2 separate regions of the Homo sapiens genome follow, and region 1 is linked to region 2. The links are chromatin contacts, found by Hi-C in ENCODE. All regions are on one chromosome and are shown on one strand. Each heading gives the region's core, a stretch centred on a gene start or an enhancer-like site at or near the end of the contact. The rest is flanking DNA. Distances are from core to core; before and after follow the strand shown. Region 1 has its middle 8.2 kb from the start of SLC2A5. Region 2 overlaps RERE (arginine-glutamic acid dipeptide repeats).

Evidence for each region. A loop is a pair of places that touch in the nucleus more often than their neighbours do. Pooled maps may share reads with other maps.
Region 1: a map with no recorded cell type shows a loop between it and region 2 (7-fold over the local background). The contact joins two enhancer-like sites. A Hi-C loop is called at or near these places in 2 of 37 single-sample maps with no recorded cell type and 2 of 50 pooled maps.

Annotation. Positions count from the first base shown.
Region 1 is chr1:9,074,755-9,080,816 of GRCh38, forward strand. It overlaps a transcript of SLC2A5 not described here. Among named protein-coding and RNA genes, the nearest start is that of SLC2A5, 8.2 kb to the left of the region's middle. RefSeq lists an enhancer at 1,538-1,627. Within about 2 kb of position 3,442, at least 6 of the 41 ENCODE cell types and tissues checked have a DNase peak (open chromatin) inside an H3K27ac peak, as active enhancers do.
Region 2 is chr1:8,656,213-8,662,208 of GRCh38, forward strand. It overlaps RERE (arginine-glutamic acid dipeptide repeats), which reads right to left. Exons shown (of 23, transcript NM_001042681.2): 2 at 1-229. The coding sequence starts at 85. Among named protein-coding and RNA genes, the nearest start is that of RERE, 160 kb to the right of the region's middle. Within about 2 kb of position 4,144, at least 28 of the 41 ENCODE cell types and tissues checked have a DNase peak (open chromatin) inside an H3K27ac peak, as active enhancers do.

The DNA.
Region 1 (6,062 bases), core at 2,192-4,691, 420 kb after region 2:
CGCTTTCTCCTGTAATCCCAGCATTTTGGGAGGCTGAGGCAGGAGGATCGCTTGAGCCCAGGAGTTCGAGACCAGCCTGGGCAACACAGTGAGACCTTATCTCTACAAATAATCAAAAATTATCTGGGTGTGGTGGTGTGCACCTATAGTCCCAGCTACTTGAGAGGCTGAGGCAGAAGAATTGCTTGAGCCAGGAACTTCAGGCTGCAGTGAGATGTGACTGAGCCACAGAACTCGGCTTGAGCAACAGAGTGAGATCCCATCTCAAAAAACAAAACAAAAAAAAAAAGAAGTGCTTTCCAAGCTTTCTGTGGAGTCCTAATTAGGGAAAAGGAGTCAGGTTGGCAGCACCAGGGGAAAGCAAAAGAGAAAGCAAATAAGCTATAAATCTGCCTCTCTTCATGGTCCACAACAGATAAACAAAGAGGAAGCAGATGAGTTATAGGTCTGTCTGTGTTTATGTCCCAGGAAGTGTAGCCCTCCTGAGCAAATAACACACATAACTCACAGACTTCCCGTTTCACATCAAACACCTCAATTTATCAAACATCCCGGTTGACAGAAGAAGGCAGGTTAGCTCCTGCAGCCGTGGCGTAATCCAACATCCCAAGAGCCATCCTATAAAATCTCCAGCAAGCCTGTTTCCTTGCAGTCCGCTCCTCTTCTGCTGATACCGCCCGTTGCCTCCTTGCAACATATTTTCCTACTTTCTCTAATAAATCTATCTTTCTCTACCTACAACTGTCTTGGTAAATTCTTTTACTCCCGTGCCACTGGCCCAGACAGTTGTCACTCCCCTGTGACCCTTTCAATAATCTTAAACTAAATGGTGGAGTTAGCAGGACAGTTGAAGATATTTTCATATGTAATTTGTTTGTTTTAATTGATTATAGCCTGCATTGGATTTTCAATTTTTTTTTTTTGAGACGAAGTCTCACTCTTGTCCCCCAGGCTGGAGTGCAATGGCATGATCTCAACTCACTGTAACCTCGGCCTCCCAAGTTCAAGTGATTCTCCTGCCTCAACCTCCCAAGTAGTTGGGATTACAGGCACCTGCCACCATGCCCAGCTAATTTTTGTATTTTTAGTAGAAACGGGGTTTCACCATGTTGGTCAAGCTGGTCTCGAACTCCTGACCTGAGGTGATCCACCCACCTCGGCCTCCCAAAGTGCTGGGATTACAGGCGTGAGCCACCGCGCCCGGCATTTTTTTTTTTTTGAGACGGAGTCTCACAGTGTTGCCCAGGCTGGGGTGCAGTGGCACAATCTCAGCTCACTGCAACCTCCACCTCCCAGATTCAAGCGATTCTCTTGCCTCAGCCTCCCGAGTAACTGGAATTACAGACGCACGCCACTACGCCTGGCTAATTTTTGTATTTTTAGTAGAGGCGGGGTTTCGCCATGTTGGCCAGGCTGTTCTAGAACTCCTGACCTCAAATGATCTGACCGCCTCGGCCTCCCAAAGTGCTGGGATTACAGGCGTGAGCCACTGCACCTGGCCGGATTTTCAATTTTGATGAAACAGCTCTACTAGGAGTGAAAGGCCCAAAGACCCTAATCTGAGAAGAGAAAGCAGAAGTTCCCCCAGGCGATGGAGATCTGCCCTAGCTGCTGTGCTTATCAAGACTGCATTTATACTTGTTTGTGTTCAGATTGTAAAACCGCATAGGATTCAAGTGGTCCTTGCCAGTCATTTCTCCCCTTAAGCCCTGTTATTTTGATGTGCCACTTGGCAGAATGTCATGTTCTTTAGGAACAGGTATATCACATGATAGCAGAAATGCCTATATGTGCCTTTGATGCACAAAACGGGGTTGCTATCAAGGTGGTGTCTATATTTGGCTTGCTTGATTGATGGGGAGAGGAAATGGCTCTTGGCCACACCCATTTATTAATCTAAAGGAAAAAACTGAGGTGAAATCCATACAAGTAGAGAGTTTATTTGGGCCAAGTTTGAGGACTGCAACCCAGGAGCATAGATTCAAGTTGCCCTGAATTTATGTTCCTATCAGCAATAGTTACAAGTGTGGTGTTTTTTTTGTTTTTTTTTTTGAGATGCAGTCTCACTCTTGTTGCCCAGACTGGAATGCAGTGGCGTGATCTCGGCTCACTGCAACCTCCGTCTCCCGGGTTCAAGCGATTCTTCTGCCTCAGCCTCCCTAGTAGCTGGGATTACAGGCGCCTGCCACCACGCATGGCTAATTTTGTATTTTTAGTAGAGATAGGGTTTCACCATGTTGGCCAGGCTGGTCTCGAACTCCTGACCTCGTGATCCGCTCGCCTCAGCCTCCCAAAGTGCTGGGATTATAGGCATGAGCCACCATGCCAAGCCTTACAAGTGGGTTTTTAAAAGAAAAAAGGAAGGCTGGACATGGTGGCCCATGCCTATAATCCCAGCACTTTGGGAGGCTGAGGCAGGCAGATCGCTTGAGCTCAGGAGTTCAAGACTAGTCTGGCCAAAATGGTAAGATACCGTCTCTACAAAAATACAAAAATTAGCCAGGCATGGTGCTGCATGCCTGTAGTCCCAGCCACTTGGGAGGCTAGAGTGGAAGGATTGCTTGAGCCTGGGAGGTGGAGGTTGCAGTGAACTGAGATAGCGCCACTGCACTCCTGCCTGGGCAACAGAGTCAAAACCTGTCTCAAAAAAAAAAAAAGCAAAAAAAAAAGAACACAAAAAAACAAAAAAAAAACCCCCAGAAAAGTCTGGACGCAGTGGCTCACGCCTGTAATCCCAGCACTTTGGGAGGCTGAGGCAGGTGGATCGCCTGAGGTCAGGAGTTCAAGACCAGCCTGGCCAACATAGTGAAACCCCATCTCCACTAAAAATACAAAAAAAAAAAGAAAAAAATTAGCTGGGCTTGGTGGCAGGCACCTGTAATTCCAGCTACTCGGGAGGCTGAGGCGGGAGAATCATTTGAACCTGGTTGCAGTGAGCCGAGATCATTCCATTGCACTCCAGCCTGGGCAACAAGGGTGAAACAGGGAGAGAGGGAGGGAGGGAGAGAGGGAGGGAGGGAGGGAAAGAAGGGGAAGAAGGAAGGAAGGAAGGAAGGACAGGAGGGAGGGAGGGGCAATGGGAGTGTTGGTCCTGATCCAGACCCCAAGAGAAGGTTCTTGGACTTTGTGTGAGAAAGAATTCAGGGTGAGTCCATAGAGTAAGGTGAAAGCAAGTTTATTAAGAAAGTAAAGAAATAAAAAAAAGGCTACTCCACAGGCAGAGCAGTGGCCTGGGCTGCTCAACTGATTATATTTATAATTAGTTCTTGTTCTTTGCTAAACAAGGGGAGGATTATCCACTAGTTTTCTGGGAAAGGGGTGGACAGTTCCCCGGAGCTGAGGGCTCCTCCCGCTTTTAGGCCATATAGGGTAACTTCCTGAGGTTGCCATGGCATTTGTAAATTGTCATGGCACTGGTGGGAATGTCTCTTAGCATGCTAATGTATTATAATTAGCATATAATGACAGTGAGGACAACCAGAGGTCACTTCCATCACCATCTTGGTTTCGGTGGGTTTTTGTGGCTTCTTTACCACATCCTTTCATCAGCAAGGTTTTTGTGACCTTGTGCTGACTTCTTATTTCATCCTGTGACTAAGAATGCCTAAACCTCCTGGGAATGCAGCCCAGTAGGTCTCAGCCTCACTTTACTCGGTCCCTATTCAAGATGGAGTCGCTCTGGTTCCAATGCCTCTGACAGGAGGCGGGAAAGGGAGAGAAGACTTTGTATTGGGTACAGTGTACAGCGCTTGGGTGATGGGTGCACCCAAATCCCAGAAATTACCACTAACGAATTTATCCATGTAACCAAGAACCACTTGTATCCCCAAAAACTATTGAAAAACATTTCATTTAAAGAAGAGACAGTTCTTTACCAAGAATTTACATCAAAACCATGTAAACTGTAGATCCACACTACATTGTTCTTTGTACCATGAATTCCAAAACCCTGAAGAAAATGGGTGAGGCAGCTATCAGGAACAAAGTGTCGTCAAATAGCTGCCCTGGACATGGGTGGGGAAGTGACTCAAGTTCCCACTCACGTCTCTCTGGGCCTAATAAATTTTGCGAACCTCACAGGGCTCACACTGCTCAGCTGTTTTTCTTTTCCCACATTCCAGATTTAGATAAGGAAGGAATCATTAACAGATTCAGAGTGGACCTGACCACCCCACAGTGCCCTTGCTTTGCTTTTGGCACAGGCAGTGTATCTCGTCTGGGGAAGGGAGAGGAGTGCATCCAGTCGGTTGACACAGGACCTCCCAACCCCAGTGCCCACGCGCGGTGTCTCCCTCTTCCTCTTCTGTGAAAAGCCACACCCCACCTTGGGCATGCCACCTGGCCGCCGGAACCCAAGTCTGCAGGGAGGGTCCAGAAAACGTGCGCCTTCCAAGTTTATCTTCCTTCAGGAGCCAGTTCTGTATTCTGTCCTCACTTGAGCTCCCTTCCAAGCTCCTACTAGATGTCCCCGAGGCAGAGAGATTGTTGATCACGCTCTGATATGCCTGGGGTGTAAACTTCAGAGACATGACAAGGTGCCTATGTGTTTTCTCACCAAGAACAGAATTTGACCTCGCCTATCAGAGAGTGCACGTGCACAGGAAGGGCGTGCTCCTGGAGAAGCACAGGCAGAAGACGTGAAAGCCGGAGCAGCAGAGGCTCTTCAGGACCCAAGGGGCTTCTGTCGGTTACACATTACCCTGGATAGACACTCCTCTTTTTATTTTTGATTTATTTCTTTATTTTGTTGAGACAGAGTCTCATTCTGTCACCCAGGCTGGAGTACAGTGGCGTGATCTTGGCTCCCTGCAACATTTGCCTCCTAGGCTCAAGTGATTCTCCTGCCTCAGCCTCCCAAATAGCTGGGATTACAGACGTGAGCCACCATGCTTAGCTAATTTTTTGAATTTTTAGTAGAGACGGGGTTTCACCATGTTGGCCAGGCTGATCTCAAACTCCCGACCTCAGGTGATCTGCCCACCTTGGCCTCCCAAAGTGCTGGGATTACAGGCGTGAGCCACCACGCCCAGCCGATATCCCTCTTTTTAAAAACATCATAACATAAAACTTATCATTTTAACTGTACATTTTTAAATAAATGTACCAGTTGAGTTGTGGTAAGTATATTCACATTGTTATGAAACAGATCTCCAGAACCTTTTCATCTTGCAAAACTGAAACTCCGTCCCCATTAAACAACTACTCCCCATTTTCCCTCCCCAAAGTCCCTGGCAACCACCATTCTACTTTTCTGCTTCTACGAATTTGGGCACTCACAATACCTCATGTAAGTAGGATCATGCAGTATTTGCTTTTTTGTAACTGATTTCCGAAGACTTAGAGCATGTCTTCATGAGTCCTTCATGCTGTAACATGGAACAAGATTGCCTTGCTCTCTGAGGCTGGATCATACTCCACTGTGCACACACCACATCTGGTTTACCCATTTATCTGTCAGGTTACTTGGGTTGCTTCTATTAATACCTTTGGCAATTGTGAGAAATGCAGCTATGCGCATGGGTGTACAAGTATCTCGCTGAGCCCCCGTTTTCAATTATTTTGGATATATACCCAGAAGTGGGATCACTGGATCACATGATAATTCTATTTTTAATTTTTTTTAGGAATTACCGTTCTGTTTTCCACAGTAGCTACGCCATTTTACGTTCTCACCAACAGTATATAAGAGTTTCAATTTCTCCACATCCTCACCAGCACTTGTTATTTTCTGGGCTGTGGTTGCTGTTATCGTTGTTTTTGGTAGTAGCCATCCTAACAGGTGTGAGGTGAGCTCTCATTGTGGTTTTGATTTGCATTTCCCTAATGATGAGTGACGTTGAGCATCTTTTCACATTCGTGTTGGCCGTCTGTACATCTTTGGAGAAATGTCTATTCAAGTTCTTTCCTAATGAGACCACTCTCTTTGACCACAGAAAATGAGACCAGGCAGGCCATAAATAATATCCAGTGATGTGCAGGAGCCAGCTTATATATAATGTGAAAACAAATAATTCAAAATCAAAGCTGTTGGAAACTGGAATTATTTTGAGTCTTAAAGGAAT
Region 2 (5,996 bases), core at 2,894-5,393:
CTTTGTCTCTTTTCTCTCTCTCTCGGTCCCGGTCTCGGTCCCGGTCCTTCTCTTTGTCTTTGTCTTTGTCTTTGTCCGCTGTCATGATTCGCCACGTGCCTTCTTCTGTCCTCTCACGGCTAGGCCTCCGTGAAAGGTAGACAGTAAGCCTGGGCTTCAGTCTTCTGAATTTCTCACTCAATTCCAGGGAAAATCCAACCACTCCAACAACCCCAACGTTTCAAAAATGCTAGGAGAGAAAAAAGAATGGTTTTAACGCTTTTTCATATTTGTTTCCTAAAATAATGTTTTGTTAAATGAATCTCTTACTTATTCATGCTTTACACCTAAAAACTTCGCACAAGCCACAGGAGAAAAATTAAGTGTTAAAATTTAAAAACTACAGTTTTTGGTCTCAGCAAATGGTTTGGGGTTTTTTATGACACCAATAATAAAAACTGTCTGAATGCCTAAGAGTAAACTACACTTCCTCCACCTTACATGTTTTCTCCTTTTTAAAGAAAAAGCAAACCAATACCCTGGTAGACAACATATAATGGGTATTATTATACAAAAGGAGCTTCATAACTCATAATATTAATTTAAAGAGGAAAGAATCTGTAGTAAAAATTATTTCCAGGCCAGGCACTGCGGCTCATGCCTTGTAATCCCAGCATTTTGAGAGGCCAAGCCAGAAGGACCACTTGAAGCCAGGAGTTCAAGACCAACCCTGGCAACAAAGCGAGATCCCATCTCCAACATAAAATAAAATATTTCTACCTGAAAAAATAGTAATAGTTTGCAGCACTGTCAAAAATGTCTCAGGATAGGCCGGGCGCGGTGGCTCACGCCTGTAATCCCAGCGCTTTGGGAGGCCGAGGAAGATGGATCACGGGGTCAGGAGATCAAGATCATCCTTGCTAATGTGGTAAAACCCTGTCTCTACTAAAAAATACAACAAAAATTAGCTGGGTGTGGTGGCGGGCGCCTGTAGTCCCGGCTACTCAGGAGTCTGAGGCAGGAGAATGGCGTGAACCCAGGAGACGGAGCTTGTAGTGAGCCGAGATTGTGCCACTGCACTTCAGCCTGGGCGACAGAGCGAGAGACTCCGTCTCAAAAAAAAAAAAAAAAGAAGAAGAAAAGAAAAAAAAGTCTCAGGATATCGCATAGAGCACTATATTCTAAAGATATTTTCTGGCTACTTCTACAAACTCCCAGAACTTCCTTCAAGAATAAAAATAATATTTAACTCAAACGAAAGTGAGAGCTTCAGAGCAAGATTTTTCCACCTTCAGTTACATTTTACACATCTTTTCATCCTACCATTTTCAGTTATGTTCCAAGGAAAATGATCTCTCTAAAGATGTATTACTGGCCAGGCGTGGTGGCTCACACCTGTAATCACAGCACTTTGGGAGGCCAAGGCAGGGGGATCACGTGAGGTCAGAAGTTCGAGACCAGCCTGGCCAACGTGGTGAAACTCTGTCTCTACTAAACACACAAAAAGTAGCTGGGCACAGTGGCACACGCCTATAGTCCCAGCTACTTGGGAGGCTGAGGCAGGAGAATCGCTTGAACCTAGGAGGCAGAGGTTACAGTGAGCCGAGATCACACCACTGCACTCCAGTCTGGGCAAAAGACTCCATCTCAATAAAGAAAAGAAAATGTATTGTCTCTGCCTTAACAAAACATAACAGCTTCCAGAAACAAGCTTCCATCTTTCGGGAATATTAAGTGGTTTTTACAGTCTTCCAGATTTCTACTATAAATGGTATCCCTAATAAAGTACTCCCCAAAAAGAAACCCAACAAGAAAAGTCTTGAGGTTTTTAAGCGTCTGCAATGGGAAAAGTGAATCCCAAACTCCAAGCTAACACAGTTCTTACAGATATTTTATAGCAGGAAAAAATTTTGTCTTTCTAAGTCAGTTTTGGAATAGACCTAACAATAAATTTATAAATAAATAATTTATCTTTTGTTTTTCTTATGATCTTCCCCAATACCCTATCTCACTTATTCAACAAATCTTTACTAAATACTATGTGCCAAGTGTTAGAACTAAAACCACAATGGAGGAGAAAACTCATGGTCCTTGTTCTCAATGCTCAAATGCAACAAAAGGAGGCAACCGATCAATCTAAGAAGCTTCTGTTTCTCATGCAACTAGGGTGAGAAAGGAAACAGTGCATATAAACAAACAAAAGATTGGTCCTCTTTACTTGACAACCACAAACAAATCAGTTTGCAGTTACATGCTTCAGATGCAGAGAAAATTCTCTTTGGTCAGCCAGGCATGGTGGCTCATACCTGTAATCCCAGCACTTTGGGAGGCCGAGGTGGGCAGATCACGAGGTCAGGAGGTCGAGACCATCCTGGCTAACACGGTGAAACCCCATCTCTACTAAAAATACAAAAAATTAGCCGAGCGTGGTGGTGGACACCTGTAGTCCCAGCTACTCGGGAGGCTGAGTTAGGAGAACCGCTTGAACCCAGGTGGCAGAGGTTGCAGTGAGCTGAGATCGTGCCACTGCACTCCAGCCTGGGCAACGAGAGAGACTCCATCTCAAAAAAAAAAAAGAAAGAAAGAAAGAAAGAAAAAAGAAAATTCTCTTTGGTCATGCTAAAACCATAACAATTACCATATATTCTCTGCAGCGCTCTTAGGTCAAACCTCTTACCAGAAAAGACCTCCTCATAAGCATCTCAAATATCCTTAGACATTCAGCAAAATAGAAAGTATTTAGTCTTTGGAAGATAGGTGATGAAGGAGCAATCATGCATCATAAGCTACATTAGAAGAAGGAACGCATGTAGCACAAAACTAGATTACTTCCTTCTATGTAAGAAACATGCTGTTTCAAACAGGATTTCCATTTTCTAAACATATTTCAAGAAAAGGAAAAATTATCACTGCCTACAAAAGTTTTGCCCAGATGAACCGTCTGCTAAACAGATAGTCATAAACTCCCAAGTCCTGGTAGGCTACTAGTGCTAGCAACTGAAAATACAGAGACCTACTACTTCCTCGACAAGTCTTAAGTTTAGAGCATGAACGAGCCAATCATGAAAGAAAGAAAACTATCAGGCCAGGGGCGGTGGCTCATGCCTGTCATCCCAGCACTTTGGGAGGCTGAAGCGGGCGGATCACCTGAGGTCAGGCGTTCGAAGCCATCCTGGCCAAGATGGCGAAACCCTGTCTCTACTAAAAATACAAAAATTAGCTGGGTGCAGTGATGGGTGCCTGTAATCCCACCTACTCGGGAGGCTGAGGCAGGAGAATCGTATGAACCCAGGAAGCGGAGGTTGCAATGAGCCAAGATTGTGCCATGGCACTCCAGCCTGGGAGACAAAGCGAGACTCCGTCTCAAAATAAAAAACAAACAAAAAACGATCAGCTAACACCATTGTTAAAATGTTCCTCTTTGACCCTGAAAACTCATCAGTGTCTACTAGGAGTCCAAAAAGAATGAAAAGCTTGGGCTGAAAACCTCTCCACTGCAACTGCAGTTTCAGACAGAAACACTTCTGATAACTTTAAGAAAAAAAATCATTCTCCCTGGGGTTAACAAGATAACTGCTCCAGAAAACTGTGTAGAAAACATTTTTTCAGCACTCAAAGAGAAAAAATAGTAAGTCCAAATTGTACATTCAACACTACTCACTACAAAATCATACACTGTTTCTATTTACAAAGAAAATAGAGTTGTTTCTGCCAAAAGTGAGCAAGAAAGTTAAAAATTCAAGAAACAATAAAGATGTCTATAAAACAAAATCCAGTATATGTGTATATTTATAAAATCAATGTTCTGATTTATCTGAAAGTTGGCTCTATTTATATATTACATAATCTGCATGTTATATTAATATATTAAATTATATGAATAATTAATACCATATCATTTATATATTAATGACATATTTATATAACCAACTTTCAGATAAGTATGAACATTAATAATCTAAGCAAAAGTCAATCCAATTACCATTTACATTTGGCTCTAAAATACAGCTCAATGGGAATATATTTTTTTCCTCTATGTTTAGCATATGAATTATAATTCTTCTGCGCCTTAGTGTACAGTGATCAACACATACCAATGATGTGACAGATAAAGAAAGGGACCCAGAGAGGAACCAGATGGCACTGAGAAGGAGAGTTGTCACTTCAATTTGCTAGAAATGATCTACAAAGTAGACGATACAACAACAGCATCTTTATTATAGCACCATGAGGTTTACAGAGCAAGTCCCTCATTTGATTCTTCCAACTCATGAAGTGAACTGGACAGAAGTTGTCATCCTCGCTTTACAGTCTACAGAACTCAGAAGAGATCATCTGCACAAGGCCACGCAGCCAATGGGCACGAAGTAGGATTCCAGTGCAGCTGTCTCAGAGCTCAACCCTATCTGGCTTGCACAGGAACTCCTGCTGCCTGTGCTGCCAGGATCTCCAGCTCTTCACAGGCACCAACTTCTCCTACATTCATCCATGCTGATGATTCACGCAGACAGATTTAAGAAACACACTCACTCTGCCCCCAAAGCTATTTTTCTCCAGTCGGAAAGCCAAAAACATTGAAAATATCTGTGTCAATCACTACCCAACCCAGTGAAACAGGAAACACATTATAACATGCTTTAAATAAGAAAAGGAAGAAAATCTAATGTAGAATACATTTCAGATTTACAACAAGCTTCAGCTACTCAGTGAACAAATGTCAAGTGAATGCCTATTATGTGCTATTTACAGCTCCAGGTGTTGGTAAACAGCAGAAAACTCAACATAAAACCCCTGCCCTTATCTTGAGCTTATGTGCTCAGCAGTGGAGAGAGACCACCAACAAAAGGCACCATACCTAATGAGAAGATCTTACATGGGAAATCTAAGGGGGACACAGTGTTGCAGGACTGCAATTTTAAACAAGATGTTCAGGGAAGGCCTCTCTGAGGGGGCTTTGACCCTGAGTAGGAGCATTAGAGAGAAAGCCAAGGACACATGAAGGGAGGTGATTCCTGAAGAGGGGAAAAAGTGCAAGGTCCAGAAGCAGGAATGAGCCAGGCCCACTCAAGACACAGGAGACCAGAGGGGCAGGAATAGCACAAAAAGGGGGAGAGAGGTCAGAGATGAGTTCAGAGGTTGAAGGGGCAGGGGGAGGAGGACCTGGATCCTGGCAGGCCTCATGGGCCAGGGAAAGGACTCTGGCTTTTACTCAAGTGAAATGAAGTTACTCGAATGACACTTTAGCAGGGATGTGAGTAGCAAAGAAAGGCATGATCTGACTTCTGTTTACCGGAGATCACTCTGGCCGCTGATAAAACCTCAAGGAGCGCAGTGGGGCACGATCACCCCGGGAAGACAAGCAGCAGCTGGGAAGGGCTGGGGTAGTAGCAACAGAGAATGGGGAAAGTCTCATGTTTGTATGTTTTAAAGGTAAGAGTCAAATAAATAGGATGTGCTGATAAACTTGAGAGGTGAGAGAGAGAGGGAAAAAAGAAAAAGGACATCTGGCCTGGATGGATGAAGCTGCTGTTTGAGTTTCATGGGGAGACCAGGAATTTGGCTTTGAATGTGTTAAGCTTGATCAAGAAGCCTAGAAAATCACAGAGTCGAAGTTGGCAGAGGTCCAGGCTGGAGATAATAATTTAGTTTTTAAAGCCATGAGACTGAATGAGATCACCCAGGAAGTGAGTACAACTTTTTGACAAAACTTTTAAAACTCATGAGAACATTTATTGCTCACGCTTGAGTGCAGAGGATATTCAAAATAGACTTATGAGTTACACATTTCCAAAGGCAGTACCCTTAGGACTCCTTTTAAGTATATTCCTCTCAATCATTTCCTGATTAGAAGATTATACATCATCATTTCATCTTAAGTAAGAATATGTGGGCAGTTGCCAAAGCTCAAAAAATGGCAGCTTCACCTATTTAGCTGAAGGCCAGATTCCTCACAGTTTTTTGATCCTATTAGATTCCCCACTTAATCTAGGGGAAAGAATCAAAGCTTTCAGCAGAGC